Regions from separate parts of the Homo sapiens genome. Here all the other regions are linked to region 1. The links are chromatin loops, found by intact Hi-C in ENCODE. Cell type or tissue: chondrocyte. All regions are shown on one strand. Each heading gives the region's core, and the rest is flanking DNA. Links, peaks and the distances in the headings are about the cores only. Region 1 overlaps LDLRAD4 (low density lipoprotein receptor class A domain containing 4). Region 2 overlaps LDLRAD4 (low density lipoprotein receptor class A domain containing 4). Region 3 overlaps LDLRAD4 (low density lipoprotein receptor class A domain containing 4).

Region 1 (5,562 bases), core at 498-5,497:
TCTTGCCACACGTGTCCCACTGTGGACACTGGAGAATCCTTCTGCCCACACACGTCCCGCCATGGACACTGGAGAATCCTTCTCGCCATACACGTCCTGCTGTGGACACTGGAGAATCCTTCTGCCCACACAAGTCCTGCCGTGGACACTGGAGAATCCTTCTCCACACACGTCCCGCCATGGACACTGGAGAATCCTTCTCGCCATACACGTCCTGCTGTGGACACTGGAGAATCCTTCTGCCCACACAAGTCCTGCCATGGACACTGGAGAATCCTTCTCGCCACACACGTCCCTCTGTGGACACTGGAGAATCCTTCTCCACACACACGTCCTGCCGTGGACACTGGAGAATCCTTCTCCACACACACGTCCTGCCGTGGACACTGGAGAATCCTTTTCCACACACACGTCCCACTGTGGACACTGGAGAATCCTTCTGCCCACACACGTCCTGCCGTGGACACTGGAGAATCCTTCTCCCCACACACATCCCGCCGTGGACACTGGAGAATCCTCCCCACATACGTCCCCAGCCATAGACACTGGAGAATCCTTCTCGCCACACACATCCCGCCGTGGACACTGGAGAATCCTTTTCCACACACACGTCCCGCCGTGGACACTGGAGAATCCTTCTTGACACACGTGTCCCACTGTGGACACTGGAGAATCCTTCTCGCCACACACGTCCCACTGTGGACACTGGAGAATCCTTCTCCCCACACACGTCCTGCTGTGGACACTGGAGAATCCTTCTTGCCACACGTGTCCCACTGTGGACACTGGAGAATCCTTTTCCCCACACACGTCCTGCTGTGGACACTGGAGAATCCTTCTTGCCACACGTGTCCCACTGTGGACACTGGAGAATCCTTCTGCCCACACACATCCCGCCGTGGACACTGGAGAATCCTTCTCCCCACACACGTCCCGCCGTGGACACTGGAGAATCCTCCCCACACATGTCCCCAGCCGTAGACACTGGAGAATCCTTCTCGCCACACACGTCCCGCCGTGGACACTGGAGAATCCTTCTCGCCACACACGTCCCACCGTGGACACCGGAGAATCCTTCTCGCCATACATGTCCTGCTGTGGACACTGGAGAATCCATCTCCACACACGTCCCGCCGTGGACACTGGAGAATCCTTCTTGCCACACACGTCCTGCCGTGGACACCGGAGAATCCTTCTCGCCATACACATCCCGCCGTGGACACTGGAGAATCCTTCTCACCACACACGTCCCGCCGTGGACTCTGGAGAATCCTTCTACTCACACACACGTCGCGCCGTGGACACTGGAGAATCCTTCTACTCACACACATCCCGCTGTGGATACTGGAGAATCCTTCTCGCCACACACTTCCCACCGTGGACACTGGAGAATCCTTCTCGCCACACACGTCCTTTCGTGGACACTGGAGAATCCTTCTACTCACACACGTCCCGCCATGGATACTGGAGAATCCTTGCCACACACGTCCTGCCGTGGACACTGGAGAATCCTTCTCGCCACACACTTCCCACCATGGACACTGGAGAATCCTTCTCGCCACACACGTCCTGCCGTGGACACTGGAGAATCCTTCTACTCACACACGTCCCGCCGTGGATACTGGAGAATCCTTCTTGCCACACACGTCCCGCCGTGGACACTGGAGAATCCTTCTCGCCACACACTTCCCACCGTGGACACTGGAGAATCCTTCTCGCCACACACATCCTGCCGTGGACACTGGAGAATCCTTCTACTCACACACGTCCCGCTGTGGATACTGGAGAATCCTTCTCGCCGCACACGTCCTGCCATGGACACCGGAGAATCCATCTCCACACATGTCCCGCCGTGGACACTGGAGAATCCTTTTTGCCACACACGTCCAGCCGTGGACACTGGAGAATCCATCTCCACACACGTATCCTGCTGTGGACACTGGAGAATCCTTCTGCCCACACACGTCCTGCTGTGAAAACCTCCACGCTCCCTTTCCGTTTTTGCTCTCAGCTGTCCTTCCAGTATGCTGCTTGGGTCAAGCAGCCGCATCTCCACTGTCCTAATGACAAAAGACACCAGCACTGTCTCACTTCCTTTCCTCCTCCTCTCCAGAGTGTTACCTTCCTGATTGACAGGGACTTTCGGTTTTCTATTTAGAAGCACATGTTTGGTGCAGACATGTTGTCCAAGACTTGACATTGGGAAATGTTGGGAATAATCTGAAACTCCTTACAATGTGATGTTTTGGTGATTAAAAAAAAATGTTTAGGAAAGGTTGCTAGGCTTTAAAAATATATATATTTTGCTAACCTCATGGAGTCACTGTGCAGACCCTCTCAGCAGCTAGCCAGGCTGGCCTGGCCCTGACGGCCCGGGAATAGCAGCTGTCTTGTGACTTCCCACAGCAGGCACATTGCGTCGTCTCTCAAAGTCCCTCCTCTGGAGCGCCTCCTCTGCCCGTGGGGCTGTGCGGGACAGTGGCCGCGTCTCTGTCTCATTGCAGGACAGCACTGGGTCTTAGGTGCTTTTTCATGTTGTCCACACCTAACGCTGCTGCTCCCCGGGGCCCAGTTTTGAAACTGCCCTTTGGCATCATGCTTTCCCGCCCCTCCTGGGAGCAGCGCCTGTGGGAGGGCAGCGTTATTCCCAGCTCCTCAGAGAGGAGACCACATCCATGGCAGTGTGTGACTGTCCCTTTCGGCGGTCCTTTGTGAAGCCCGCGGGAAGTTCTGCATTCAGTTCCTGACTCCCAGAAAAACGTCCTGTCTTTTGAACTGAAAGGAGGCTGATGTCAGAGCCTCGTTGAGTAACAATGGAGAAAATCTACATCAGAGGAAAGAAGCCCTGAGCTGCTTTAAATGCTTCTGTAAGATGATATGCCACAACACGAATGTGGATTGTTGACAGTAACCACAGAGACGAGATCATCGAGGGAACCAGCTGGGAGTTTGTGAGGCCATAAAACACATCATCAAAAATATGGTGAAGCAAATTCAGAATTGGTTTTTAGAAAGGAGAAGGAACCATTGGCAATCTGACCCATAAATTATTCTACATTTTCAAATATTATAACTAGGAAGGTCGCTTCAAGGAGCCTTCAAGCCCCTCATGCCCACCCGCCCCAAACCCATTGTCACTGCTAGGTCCCAGATTTACAGCCACCTGGAGAGGAAGTTGCAGGGGGTCTCTGTGCAGCTGAGGATGATGGAAGGGATTGCAGAAGGCTGGTGCTGTAACTGTTGTTAGCGGGAGATTGAGGCCGGGGGGTGGAGTAGGGGCTACTTTCTTCCCCCTGCACCTGCTATCATGATTTCAGCAAAACCTTGCCTTTCTCCTCTTCAATCTTAAATAGGTACAGTGGCTGAGTATTAATATTAATGAGCATAATAACAATAATAAAACTGGCAGTAGCATCAAATGAATGTGGTCTCCTGCAGTAGAAATATTTACCCGATGTGTCCTGCCAGTGAGAGAGATTTTGGCATTAAACCTAGACATTACCTCATCCTCCTGGGCAGACAGCCGATTGCCATGCTAAGCAAGTCTGCGCCGAGAAGAGCTGAGTACCTGCCGACGGCTGCATGGCCCAGACCCCAGGGAACACAGTTTCCTTGAGCCTGTCTGTCTGTCTGTCTGTCTGGGTCTCACCCTTAATTCCTTTCTTTCTCTTTCCCTCCTCCGGAGGTTGGCATTGTGTATTTTCAAATTGTGTTGCTTTTTTTTTTTGCAGAATCTTGTAGGGTGTGTTGTGAAAAGTCTGCCAGCCAGGTGGGTGGGTATTATTAATAATCCATAGAAACCCAAGGGGTCCGGAGTGAGAGGAGAAACATGACGTGCCTGTGTGTGCACAGGACGCCTGACACTCGCTCACACACGCATGTCCCTCTCTCTGAGAGCCAGGGAATGGGGTGGGGGTTGGTTTGGTTTAATGCATGATAAAAACAGGGGCATTCTGTAATAACAGAGCTTTCATTTCAAGATTCTTAACAACTAAAATAATATTTTGAAACATTTGGAATTGTACTAGAAATGTGTGTTTGATATGTTCAACCTAAGAAAACATCACACTTAAAATGCTTTTACTCCACTGGCTTCAGACCTCTTTGAAATTGGTGCCTACACAGCTGAGAAGTCCGGGTAGGTGCCGTAGGCAAATTGAGGGGAGAAAGTGACATCTTGTGTAACGCTGCAAATTCGCGGAAGGCTTTGAACCGTCACCAGAGTAGCAAATACTCATTGTGAAAGTTTTTGCAATGAGGTACGGAAAACCATTTCAGCTGCTCTGATTGTCAGCTCTCCTGTGTTTTCTTTAGCTCCTGACTTAAAGTTACGTGTCCTGTCAGTTTTGATACTCTTACTACTTAGTGCTTTAGGTTTTATCAGCTGGTGCCACATCTTTTAAAATTCTGTCCCACTAGCCTCTGTGCTGGTCCTGACCGATTCACCAGCTCTTGGGACTGTGTCCAGATGCCTTTTGTGATGCCTCTTTTCTAAAATGCTTTTATTTGGGTTTAAGATGTACTAATTCTTTCACACACCCATAGCTGAATACCAAATATTGGTATGCATACTACCAAACTTTTGTGTATGAAGTTCGTACAAGGCACTAAGTCATTTAAAACATTTTAATTGTGTGCTGAGCTCGTAAGTGTACAATATGACTGTCTAGTAAATTCTTAATTATTTGTCGACTCTTTATCGAAGAAAAAAGTAAGTAGGGGAAAAGATAAAGGAGCATCCAGCCGGTGGCAAAGGAACAAGCCGTGTAGCTCTGCTTCTCACCCACTCTCAGCTAGCTTGGGCCACGGCTGCCTGAAGTGACACCAAACAGGAACCCCACTGGGAGGACTGTACGGGCCACACCCATGGACGTGATCTGTCTATGAAACAGGTCTTCTCAGTGCTTCGGGGTGAATTTTGACTTCTCCTGAGCCATCCTCAGAGCACAGCTGGTGGGGAACTTCACCCGTCTGGTCACTCCTGAAGCAGTCTGGCTGGCAGCCACAGGCTGGGATCCCAGTTGTTGGAGGTCAGTGCACACAGCGGCTATCTGCTGTAGCAGAAAGAATTTAGGGGAGGAAAGGCTTGAGAAGGAAGGGCAAGAGAGAGCAGACTTTGTGGCATCAGTCAGGTATATGTGCTTGTATTAACATGAACCTGAGAGGCTGATGGTATTACATGGAATTCCAAGTTTCGACTGCATGAATTCTGTCTCTTGTGGTTTATCTATGGCCACCATCAACCGATGTTGTGTGATAAAACGTTTAAAGTATGTACAACTGAAAGTGGAGATGGATACTAGGGGCATTTAACGTTTTAAGCTTTCCTCCAGGGTTTTTTCCTCAGTTACATGGAGGATGGCCCTAGGTACTAACTGTTGGAAATGGCAGCATTGAAAAGTGCAGCACTTTCTGCTTCAGCAGCATCTCAATTCTGCGCAGCCTTTGAAAATCCTTTTCTACAGATAGCAGGCAACCTGCCATTGTTCCCAGCCGGCAGCGTGGTCCCTGCCACCAGGTGCTTGAACAAACGGCCATGTGTATGAGGGTCCCTTCTCCTAA
Region 2 (5,562 bases), core at 446-5,445, 240 kb before region 1:
ATTGTACCTTATTGATATTTGCCAATTGATAAATTTCTTGTTCATTAATTCAGTATTTAGGTCAATGATGTTTCTTCCTGGCTTAGTATGAAGTTTAGCCTTTCATGATACATATTTCCTCTTTCTTTAGCTAGATTACCAATAATGTTCAAATGGGGCAGGGGAAGGATTACACCAGAAAAACTAGCCTTTTACCTCTGTGAAAAGGTGCCTCCCAGAAGCACCATCTAAAAGCAGGTCATGATTTTAATCCAGAATGGCCAAGTGCTGCTGCTGTGTACAACTTCCGACCAGCATGATGCTGGACAGCAGGTCTCTAGGTGGGTTCATTGAGTATTTAGGTCAATGATCTTGTTGTGCTCCATTCGGGATGACTGAGTATTCCTGAAACAAATGCTATTTCTGGCTGCTGCCATTCCCGCAGAGCACTTGTGCAAGTTCATAAGACTTCCTAAGTGAAAGGGGAATTTGCATAGTTTGTGGATTCCTTCCTTCCTTCGTCCTCCTCTCCCCTCCCCTCTCCTCCTCTCCCTCCTTCCTGCTCTATTGCCCAGGCTGGAGTGCAGTAGCGTGATCATAGCTCACTGCAGCCTCATACTCCACAAGTGTATCCTCCCGCCTTAGTCTCCTGAGTCACTGGGACTACAGACACACACCACCATGCCTGGCTAATTTTTTTATTTTTTGGTAAAGACAGGGTCTCACTGTGTTGTCCAGGCTGGTCTCAAACTCCTGGGCTGAAATGATTCTCTTGCCTCAGCCTCTGAAAGTGCTGGGATTATAGGCGTGAGCTGCTGAACCCAGCCCTCCTAATTTCTGATTGATTTTTGAGTAAGATGAGTTTTAGTGCTAAAACATCCCACGTCGGTAGCTCTTAGAGAAGTACTTAGTGAAAGAAACCACATGCCTTCAAATGCTCATATATATGTATGTAAAGCATACATTGGTATGTGGTTTTGGTTCATTTTCTTCCACTTGTTTCTTTCTCCTGTTTTCTGATTCTCCCCTATAATCCATCCCTCCCTCCCTCCCTCCCTCCATTTGTGCTGCTCACAAACTCAAGGGGCATCACTTACATGGGATAATTTGCCTTTACAGCCACCCACGGCTGCTTTGAGAAAGGAAGTGTTCCCATCACCTGTTTTCCTTTGCTTGGCTGTACCTGTAATGACTGAGCCCCACTGGGTGCGCAGGGCAAGACCAGCCTTCGTGTCTCTTGGCCCAATGGAGGCCCCAGGAGGGGAACGTGTGGTTTGGAGAAGCCGCTTCTTGCACCACTGCTCCTGTAACTGACCTTGGGCTGTGTGGTCTGTCCAGCCTCGGTTCCCTGTCTTTAAGATGCATGTAACAGGACCTCTCGGATTTCTTGGGAGGCATTGGGTGGAATATAGCAGGTAGATTTTGTAGGATAGTAGGTGCTAAGTTCAGGTCAGTTACTTCCCCTTAAATAGAGAAGACTCTAAGTGACATTTGGATAATCTCCTGAGAGCACACTGTAACTTCTATTGGAGGTCATTGCCTTGACCTCCTTATGCCCAGGGGCAGCTGAGTGCCCACTTGCCAAGGTGTGAGCAATGCGCCCTGTTCTGCTGTGAGCCTTCTTGGGACCCTGCATAGAGCCTGTTCCCTTCCACTCACTGCTGGCTGGTGTCTGTGGAACAGCCTTCCCTGGCCTTTTGGCGGCCCTGTCAGGGTCTGGAAATCTGGCTTTGTCTCAGAAATCTGGCTGCGGAAGATTTTCCTTTGTGTACTGTCATAAATGCCTTAAATGTATTAGGGTGCTTTGCAAATCTTTCTCTAATCCGTTTTGACAAATAGCTGAGTAGTATTGGTTTTATGTGAACTTGGCAAAATTTGCTCCCGTTCAGGGTGACTGGGGCATGTGACAATTAGTGGGAGGTGGCAGGATTCTTGAGTGTAGCATTTCTCTGACTCAGCCGACTATTTCCTTTTTCCTGTTGCTTTATTATTTATTGTTGCTATTCTTTCTGCCACCCTCTCCCTCCCTCCTTACAGATGTCTGTCTTTCCAGGACTGTCCTTGTATTTTTTTATCTTCTCTCGCATAGACATCTATGGCAGGTCCATCCTTGAATACCCACTGTTCCTTCCGGTGACTACCATGGTGTGGCAGCTCTAAGGGCAGGGAGCTCATCTCTGCTGAATGCAGCCCATTTTGTGGATGCCATGGCACCTAGAAACCAACTGGATGCAGTTGAATGTGCCTCCCTATGGCCTCCCTGGGCTGGGATTCAGAGCAGGGCTCACTTTTCTTCCATTTGTTGGGACTAATGTGTCTGAAGACACTGCCGGTGCCCCACCTGGTTCCCTCTTTTCCAGGTCAGGCAGCCCAGCTTGCTTTCCCCATCCCTCCTCTAATGCGTTCACAGCCCCCTCATTCCTCTCCTAGGTGATGGTGCTGTGGGCTTTCAGAGCTCAGCTACGATGGACTGTGTCTTAGCACAACAGGCGTGAGGAACTGATGAGGGCATTGGGAACGGTGAGGTGCTGGGGCACATTAGTCCTGGCTCCAGGGAATAGCAGAACTCTGCCCCTAACATTCCATTTACTGGTGGAAAAATAGACCAGCGGGTTCTTGCTGTTCTACTTGCTAGATGATAGATTTTCTTCATCTTGTTTACAAGAAAGAATGTGGTTTCTTAGCCAAGGACTTGATTTCTGGTTCCTGGTGAACAGTTTTCAGAGCACTCTGAGCCTCTTCATTTGTAGAAAGGGAACTTTGAGAAAATGCCCAGCACAGTGCCTGCCTGGGACAGAGCGATTTCAGCAAATGTTTACAGAAATCCCAGTTTAGTTCAAGTTGTGAGCTGAGAATCCTTGCTGTTGGTTTTAGGTTTCCAGCCTCAGGCCTTCAGAACCTTTGGGGGTTGTATCCCTAACCTCAGCCGTACCCTAGAGGCCAGGTCAGCAGAGTGAGTGATAAGCGCACTCGTTCCATCAACCGTGCGGTTAGAAACGTAGAGGTTGTCATTAGAAAGTGCAGTCTTTCTATCCTACTTTTGAATTTCAGGGAGGAGCTTCAGGATTTGTAAAGACTTCATCTATATTGAAGACTGCCCAAGAGTTATGGCTTACCCGGCTGCAGGCAGCATGCCACCTGTATGCAGTACCTGTGCTGTGTCTAAGGAGGAAGGGCGACTTGGTGGTGGGGGCGGGGGAGAGGCAGGACTGCGAGTGCCACCAGAGCTTGAGAGAGCAAAGAGGAACAGAGGAGATGGGGGTGGAGCTGTGCAGAGCAGGGCACATGTGCGGCTCTGTGTGTAGAAAATGAGTCCCGTGTGGCTCTGTGTGTGGAAACTGAGTCCCGTGGGGCTCTGTGCGTGGGGGCTGAGTCCCGTGTGGCTCTGTGCATGGAAACTGAGTCCCGTGCGGCTCTGTGCGTGGAAACTGAGTCCCGTGTGGCTCTGTGTGTGGAAACTGAGTCCCGTGCAGCTCTGTGCGTGGAAACTGAGTCCCGTGCGGCTCTGTGCGTGGGGGCTGAGTCCCGTGTGGCCCTGTGCATGGAAACTGAGTCCCGTGTGGCTCTGTGTGCCTGGGGGATGAGTCCTGTGTGGCTCTGTGTGTGTGGAAACTGAGTCCCGTGTGGCCCTGTGCGTGGAAACTGAGTCCCGTGTGGCTCTGTGTGTGTGGAAACTGAGTCCCGTGCGGCTCTGTGCGTGGGGGCTGAGTCCCGTGCGGCCCTGTGCGTGGAAACTGAGTCCCGTGTGGCTCTGTGCGTGGGGGCTGAGTCCCGTGTGGCCCTGTGCGTGGAAACTGAGTCCCGTGCGGCTCTGTGCGTGGGGGCTGAGTCCCGTGCGGCCCTGTGCGTGGAAACTGAGTCCCGTGCGGCCCTGTGCGTGGAAACTGAGTCCCGTGCGGCTCTGTGCGTGGAAACTGAGTCCCGTGCGGCTCCGTGCGTTGGGGCTGAGTCCCGTGCGGCCCTGTGCGTGGAAACTGAGTCCCGTGCGGCTCCGTGCGTTGGGGCTGAGTCCCGTGCGGCCCTGTGCGTGGAAACTGAGTCCCGTGCGGCCCTGTGTGTGGAAACTGAGTCCCGTGCGGCTCCGTGCGTTGGGGCTGAGTCCCGTGCGGCCCTGTGCGTGGGGGCTGAGTCCCGTGCGGCTCTGTGCGTGGAAACTGAGTCCCGTGCGGCTCCGTGCGTTGGGGCTGAGTCCCGTGCGGCTCCGTGCGTTGGGGCTGAGTCCCGTGCGGCCCTGTGCGTGGGGGCTGAGTCCCGTGCGGCCCTGTGCGTGGGGGCTGAGTCCCGTGCGGCCCTGTGCGTGGGGGCTGAGTCCCGTGCGGCTCTGTTTGTGGGGGTTGAGTCCCGTGCGGCTCCGTGCGTGGGGGCTGAGTCCCGTGCGGCTCTGTGTGCGTGGGGGCCGAGTCCCGTGCGGCTCTGTGTGCGTGGGGGCCGAGTCCCACGCTGCTCTGTTTGCGTGGAAACTGAGTCCTGTGCGGCTCTGTGCGTGGGGGCTGAGTCCCGTGTGGCTCTGTGTGCGTGGGGGCTGAGTCCCTTGTGGCTCCGTGCGTGGAAACTGAGTCCCGTGTGGCTCTGTGCGTGGGGGCTGAGTCCCGTGCGGCTCTGCGTGGAAACCGAATCCCATGCGGCTCTGTGTGTGGGGGCTGAGGCTGAGTCCCATGCGGCTCTGTGTGTGGAAACTGAGTCCCCTGTGGCTCTGTGTGTGGAGACTGCATCCTGTGCGACTCTATGTGTGGGGCTGAGTCCTGTGTGCCAGTCTTCCCATTGCCATCTCAGGGATCCTCAGGGCAGCCTGGTGAGGACAGTGAGGGCACGGGATTGCAGCTAACACACAGAGCTGTGCAGTGAGGCAGGCAGGAGCTTGCTTGGGAGAGAGGCAGGGGAGTCGAGGGGCACCTGGCACCTTATCTGGGCCAGCTGGCCTGGGTTCGAGTCCCAGCTCTGCCCATTGGCAGCCATGTGACCTTGGATGCTTCACTCAACCCTCCTGTGCCCGAATTTCTCCATCGATAAAAGGAAGATGTTGGTAATCGTATTACCCACCTCATGGGTTCTTATAAAGATGGAAAGAATAAGAATCAATCATGTTCCGAGCTTGAGACACAGCTGGCTGATTTTAAGTGTATGTTATGGTTAAAGTGAGGGAGTCGAGCTTGGACTGTGGACCACCTGACTGCATTGCTGTCCCTCTAAAGGTCATGATTGGGTGGTAACTGAACTTCAGCTTCTCCTGGATTCATAATCTTATTTCATTTCATAAAGTACAATCATACAGTCAACATGACTTTAGAATATTGGAGGAAACTTTCTATGTTCCTCAAGTACCATTTAATTAAAGAAAAAAAAAAGAATTTTGGATGAAACTAATATAACCCTGGGGTGGGCAAGTCTGTTGGGGGCATGGGAGGGGCTATGATGGAGCAGGGCAGGACACGACCCGGCCCTGTCCCCTCTGGTGGATTGGGCCCCACCTGTCCCTTTCCAGGCCCAGAGTTGAGCAGTTGGTTGAGTGGGTGGGTGGGTACCGTTTGAAAGAGCGAGTGGGGGCTGGTTGCGGGATGGACCTGAGTGGCTAGGATGGGTCCT
Region 3 (5,562 bases), core at 215-5,214, 220 kb before region 1:
ATCCTGGGAGGGATCCCAGGTTTGGGGGTTCTATTCAGGGGTCTCCCTTGGCTTCTGAAAGAGTTTCTGAGTTCTTCAGCCTTATTTGGGACCCCTCTCTGTGTCTCCCATGTCTCCTCTTACCTCCTGTCTCCTCCCGGACCTCTGTCTACCCAGCATCAGGGGACTGGATTCTGAAGCTCCATCTCACCATTGTCCCCGATTCTTCAACTTCAGGGTTGTATTAGTCCGGATTCATGCTGCTGATAAAGATATATCCGAGACTGGGAAGAAAAGGAGGTTTAATTGGACCTAACAGTTTTGCATGGCTGGGGAGGCCTCAGAATCATGACGGGAGGCGAAAGGCACTTCTTACATGGCGGCAGCAAGAGAGAATGAGGAAGAAGCAAAAGCGGAAACCCTTGATAAACCCATCATATCTCATGAGACTTATTCACTATCATGAGAATAGTATGGGAAAGACTGGCCCCCATGATTCAACTACCTTCCCCTGGGTCCCTCCCATAACACGTGGGAATTCTGGGAGATACAAGTCAAGTTGACTTGTGGGAACACAGCCAAACTCTATCATCCTGCCCCTGACCCCTCCAAATCTCACATCCCCACATTTCAAAACCAATCTTGCCTTCCCAATAGTCCCCCAAAGTCTTAACTCATTTCAGCATTAACCCAGAAGTCCACAGTCCAAAGTCTCATTTTAGGTAAGGCAAGTCCCTTCTGCCTGTGAGCCTGTAAAATCAAAAGCAAGCTAGTTACTTCCTAGTTACAATAAGGGTACAGGTATTGGGTAAATACAGCTGTTACAAATGGGAGAAATTGGCCAAAACAAAGGGGCTACAGGGCCTATGCAAGTCCAAAATCCAGCGAGGCAGTCAGATTTTAAAGCTTCAAAATGATCTCCTTTGATCCCAGGTCTCACATCCGCGTCACACTGATGTAAGAGGTGGCTTCCTGTGGCCTTGGGCAGCTCCACTCCTGTGGCTTTGCAGGGTACAGCCTTCCTCCTGGCTGCTTGCACATGCTGGCATTGAGTGTCTGTGTCTTTTCCAGGCACACGGTACAGGCTGTCTGTGGATCTACCATTCTGTGGTCTGGAGGATGGTGGCCCTCTTCTCCCAGCTCCACTAGGCCATGCCCCAGTAGGGACTCTGTGTGGGGGCTCCCTAGCAGAGGTTCTCCATGAGGGCCCCGCCCCTGCAGCAAACTTTTGCCTGGGCATCTAGGCATTTCCATACATCTTCTGAAATCTAGGCGGAGGTTCCCAAACCTCAATTCTTGACTTCTGTGTACCCGCAGGCTCAACACCATGTGGAAGCTGCCAAGGCTTGGGGCTTCCACCCTCTGAAGTCACAGCCTGAACTGTATGTTGGCCCCTTTCAGCCACTTCTGGTGTGGCTGGGACACAGGGCACCAAGTCCCTAGGTTGCATACAGCACGGGGACCCTGGGCCCAGCCCACAAAACCACTTTTTCTTTCTGTGCCTCTGGGCCTGTGATGGGAGGGGCTGCTGTGAAGGTCTCTGACAAGGCCTGGAGACATTTTCCCCATGGTCTTGGAGATTAACATTAGGCTTCTTGCTATTTATGCACATTTCTGCAGCCAGCTTGAATTTCTCCTCAGAAAATGGGTTTTTCTTTTCTATTGCATAGTCAGCCTGCAAATTTTCCAAACTTTTATGCTCTGCTTCCCTTATACAACTGAATGCCTTTAACAGCACCCAAGTCACCTTTGGATGCTTTGCTGCTTAGAAATTTCTTCCACCAGATACCCTAAATCATCTCTTTCAAGTTCAAAGTTCCACAAATCTTTAGGGCAGGGGCAAAATGTTGCCAGTCTCTTTGCTAAAACATAGCAAGAGTCAGTTTTGCTCCAGTTCCCAACAAGTTCCTCATCTCTGTCTGAGACCACCTCAGCCTGGATTTTATTGTCCTTATTGCTATCAGCATTTTGGGCAAAGCCATTTAACAAGTCTCTAGGAAGTTTCAAACTTTCCCACATTTTCCTGTCTTCTTCTGAGCCCTTCAAACTGATCTGATTTCTGCCTGTTACCCAGTTCCAAAATCACTTTCACATTTTCGAGTATCTTTTCAGCAGTGCTCCACTCTACTGATACCAATTTACTGTGTTAGACCATATTCACCCTGCTGATAAAGACATACCCGAGACTGGGAAGAAAATAGGTTTAATTGGACTTACAGTTCCACATGGCTGGGGAGGCCTCAGAATCGTGGCTGAGGGCAAAAGGCACTTCTTACAGGGCGGCAGCAAGGGAGAATGAGGAAGAAGCAAAAGCAGAAACAAACCTATCAGATCTCGTGAGACTAATTCACTATCACGAGAATGGCACAGGAAAGGCCCTCATAATTCAATTACCTTCCGCTGGGTCCCTCCCACGATATGTGGGAATTCTGGGAGATACAATTCAAGTTGAGATTTGGGTGGCAACACAGCCAAACCAAATCAAGGGTTAAGAGTGGCATTGAGAAAATCAGAAATGCAGCAAGGGCATCAGGGATGCCGAATGCCCTTGTTCATAGTTTGGATTAGAGAATGCCAGCCCGCAGGAAGAAAGTCCCGTGGTGGGAACACCACTTTCAGAGGTGGGAAAGAGAAACTTACCACCTCTGCCACTTCTGCCCATGGCCTGAGACCTGGGCCTCGTCTCCGCCTGCTTGTTGGATTCTGTCTTCTGTGATTAGAGTTTATTAGTTTCTCATCAAGCAGACCTGTGGAGTCATATGGGATAAATACTTTGACGCTTTGCTTTAAACTCAAATGCGCTAGCAGCTCCGTCAGTTCATGCCTAGCACAGCATTGTCAAACTGCTAAAAAGCCAGCAAATTTTCCACCTAAAATTTTGTGGGGGAGGCCAGGGTGGGGGATGTGGGGAAAAGATGTAAAAATAAACCCTCAGATTCTGGGTTGCTTGGTGGTGTGTGTATTTTTCCGTGGTGCGGGAGGTTAGAAATAGCATTGCTTTTTATGGGATTCTCAGCAGCAGCTTGAAAATTTGGCTTTGAGGATTTGGTCTCCCTGTGTGGGTGAGGTGAGTCCTCTGGTGCGGTTTGGGGGGCAGTGCACCCCAGCACCTCCCTGTCCGTTTTCCGCCTTCCTGCCCCTGCTCGAGGCCACCCGGATGAGCTGTGCTCGAGTGTGAAACACGCTTTGCCAAGGTCAGGTTCCTGAGATGACTCGCCCGTGGCAGCTGGTGCCAGTGTTAACAGACTGCATCGCAGCAGTCCCCATAAGTCACATCAGTGCATCTGTGAGGGCAGTCGCAGGGAGGGGCGTCCTTTGGGGATGTGGCATGTCGGACGGGCTGTGCCTCTCAAGCCGATGTGAGACGACCTCCCCTTGACGTCCTGACATTGGTTGGGGGCGTGGGCTGCCCTTTCAAAGAGAGTCCTGAGGGATTCTTGAAATTTGTTATATAGTTCTTACAAATGGAGGGAGGTTGCAGCGTCCCTCTCAAGTGCAGTACAGAAGCGAAATGTGAAGGAGACAGGCACTGGGACAGTGTTTGTAAGCCCCAGGGGCCCAGGGGCATCTGTGAATTCCTTGAAATGTTGCCAGTTCCTGGGGAGAATGCCAGGGCTTTGATAGGATTCTCAGGAGGGTTTTGACCTCCAGAAAGGGTTAAGAGCACTTGCAGTGGAGCACAAGGTGTGTGGTTCATTTGGCTTGGGGCAGTCACTTCAGTGATGGTCAGATTGGAGGTGTCATGAGTGGGCAGAGGGTGACATGGACAGGCTTGCCGAGGACAGTCAGGGGACAGGATTCTGTTGTCAATTGTGTAACTTAACATGGGGGCCATTGGAGGTGTCTGCTGGGCTTTTCCTTTGTAGGCTTTCTTCTTGAAATTCATATAATATTTTAAAGTTGGCGTGCTTCCTGCAGGAGGCTTCGTGGCGATGCTGGGTTAGCTTAGTGAGCTCAGTGCTTGGGAGAGGGTTCCGCTGTGCACAAGGGGTCTGGGGTCTGTCTGCTTAGCCTGACGCTTTAACAGTTTCCCTCTTTTTGTCCTGGGATCTGGTTTGCTGGGGCTGTCCACATTTTTCCATGTCTTTCTTGAAACTCGGGGGTTGTGGTAGGGAAGTCAAGGCTGCACCCTTGTTAGAGAATGGTGGGGGAAACTCAAGCCAGTCCTTCAACTCAGCTTTCACAGCACACTGTTAACTTTGTTTCTCAAACTTTTTGTCCCTTTAAAAAAAACTGTGGTAAGATATACATAATGTGGAGAAGTTGGAACCCTTCTGTGTTGCTGGAAAAAATGTAAAATGGTTCAGTTGCTATGGAAACAGTATATTTTAACCATTTTTAAGCGTACGGTTCTGTGGCATTAAGTACATTCACGTTGTGCAACCATCACCACCATCCATTTCCAGAACTCTCTCCATTTTCCCAAACCAAAACTGTGTACCCATTAAACATTAACTCTGCATTCCCTCTCCCTCCAGCCGCTGACACCCATGGTTCTACTTTCTGTCTCTATGATTTTGACTGCTCTACATACCTCATAAGTGGAATCATGCAGTATTTGTCCTTTTGTGTCTAGTGTATTTCACTTAGCATAAAGTCTTCAGGGTTCACACACATTGGAGCCTATCTCAGAATCTCCTTCCATTTTAAAGCTGACTCATATTATGTTGTCCTTGGAACAGGAAGACGAGAGCTAGAGATACAGTTGGAAAAGAAAGTTAGGGTCAAACTATAGAGTTTTGTTATTTATTTATTTTTAGAGACAGGGTCTTGCTTTGCCACCCAGGCTGGAGTGCAGTGGCACAATCATAGCTCACTGCAGCCTCAACTTACTGGTTCAAGCAATCTTCCTGCCTCAGCCTCCTGAGTAGTTGGGAATACAGGTGTGTGTCACCATGCCCAGCTAACTTTTAAAATGTTTTGTAGAGATGAGGTCTCACTATGTTGCCCGGGCTGGCCTCGACCTCCTGGCGCCATGAGGTTTTGAATGCTCTGCATAGATTATCCCATACGATGTGGGAACCACTGCACTTTTCAGAGGAGACAGTGTCATTAGATGCGTGTTTAGGAAGCTGAGTCTGGTGGCTGAGGGTGGGAGTCAGTGGAGAAGGAGACGGAAGCTGAGAGGGCCAGCCAGGAAGGACAGTGAGGAGCTGTCCCTGGCCTGGGGGACAGGGCCTGAGCTGAAGCAACAGCTGTGGAGAAGAGGCCTGGGGTGGAGGGATCCGTGCGCCGATTGTGTTGGTAGCTGGAATGTGCAGGGCAGGTGGGGCAGAAGGTGGATTGCAGAGTGACTTTTGGGCTTCAGTCTTGGGTAAAGAGAAGGTGGTCTGAGCGGAGACAGCAGCCTAGGAGGTGGCGCTCACTCCGAGTGGAGAGCCTGGACCAGCCCGTGTGGCTGGATGCGTCTGGAGGGCAAATGTGGGGAAATGACTGGAGATTGGCTAGAAAGCAGTCAGGCTGGGAGAAGTCACCACACACAGAGACTTGGTGTCACCCGCAACAGCACAATCCCCACCAGGACGTAGAGGAAATAAGAAAGCAGCCCTCTGGAGAGCAGGAGAAGTCTGCAAATATCTTAGT

Evidence for each region. A loop is a pair of places that touch in the nucleus more often than their neighbours do. Peaks named below come from ENCODE experiments on the same cell type or tissue, not always from the same donor. Only the 100,000 strongest peaks of a DNase experiment are listed, where the experiment ranks them.
Region 2: a loop joins it to region 1, with 3 times the contacts of the local background. A loop is called at or near these places in 5 of 110 quality-filtered maps.
Region 3: it touches region 1 in a loop (1.8-fold over the local background); 4 of 110 quality-filtered maps call a loop at or near these places.

Annotation. Positions count from the first base shown.
Region 1 is chr18:13,497,869-13,503,430 of GRCh38, forward strand. All of the region lies in intron 4 of LDLRAD4 (low density lipoprotein receptor class A domain containing 4), which reads left to right. Among named protein-coding and RNA genes, the nearest start is that of LDLRAD4-AS3, 30 kb to the left of the region's middle. RefSeq lists an enhancer at 2,372-3,029. In chondrocyte, for the core only: CTCF peaks have their summits at 2,470 and 2,670; no DNase peak of the experiment used is centred there.
Region 2 is chr18:13,258,670-13,264,231 of GRCh38, forward strand. All of the region lies in intron 1 of LDLRAD4 (low density lipoprotein receptor class A domain containing 4), which reads left to right. Among named protein-coding and RNA genes, the nearest start is that of C18orf15, 22 kb to the left of the region's middle. RefSeq lists an enhancer at 4,013-4,951. In chondrocyte, for the core only: no CTCF peak of the experiment used is centred there; a DNase peak (open chromatin) is centred at 3,462.
Region 3 is chr18:13,281,653-13,287,214 of GRCh38, forward strand. The region is part of intron 2 of LDLRAD4 (low density lipoprotein receptor class A domain containing 4); the gene reads left to right. Among named protein-coding and RNA genes, the nearest start is that of C18orf15, 45 kb to the left of the region's middle. RefSeq lists an enhancer at 4,664-5,217. In chondrocyte, for the core only: no CTCF peak of the experiment used is centred there; a DNase peak (open chromatin) is centred at 3,239.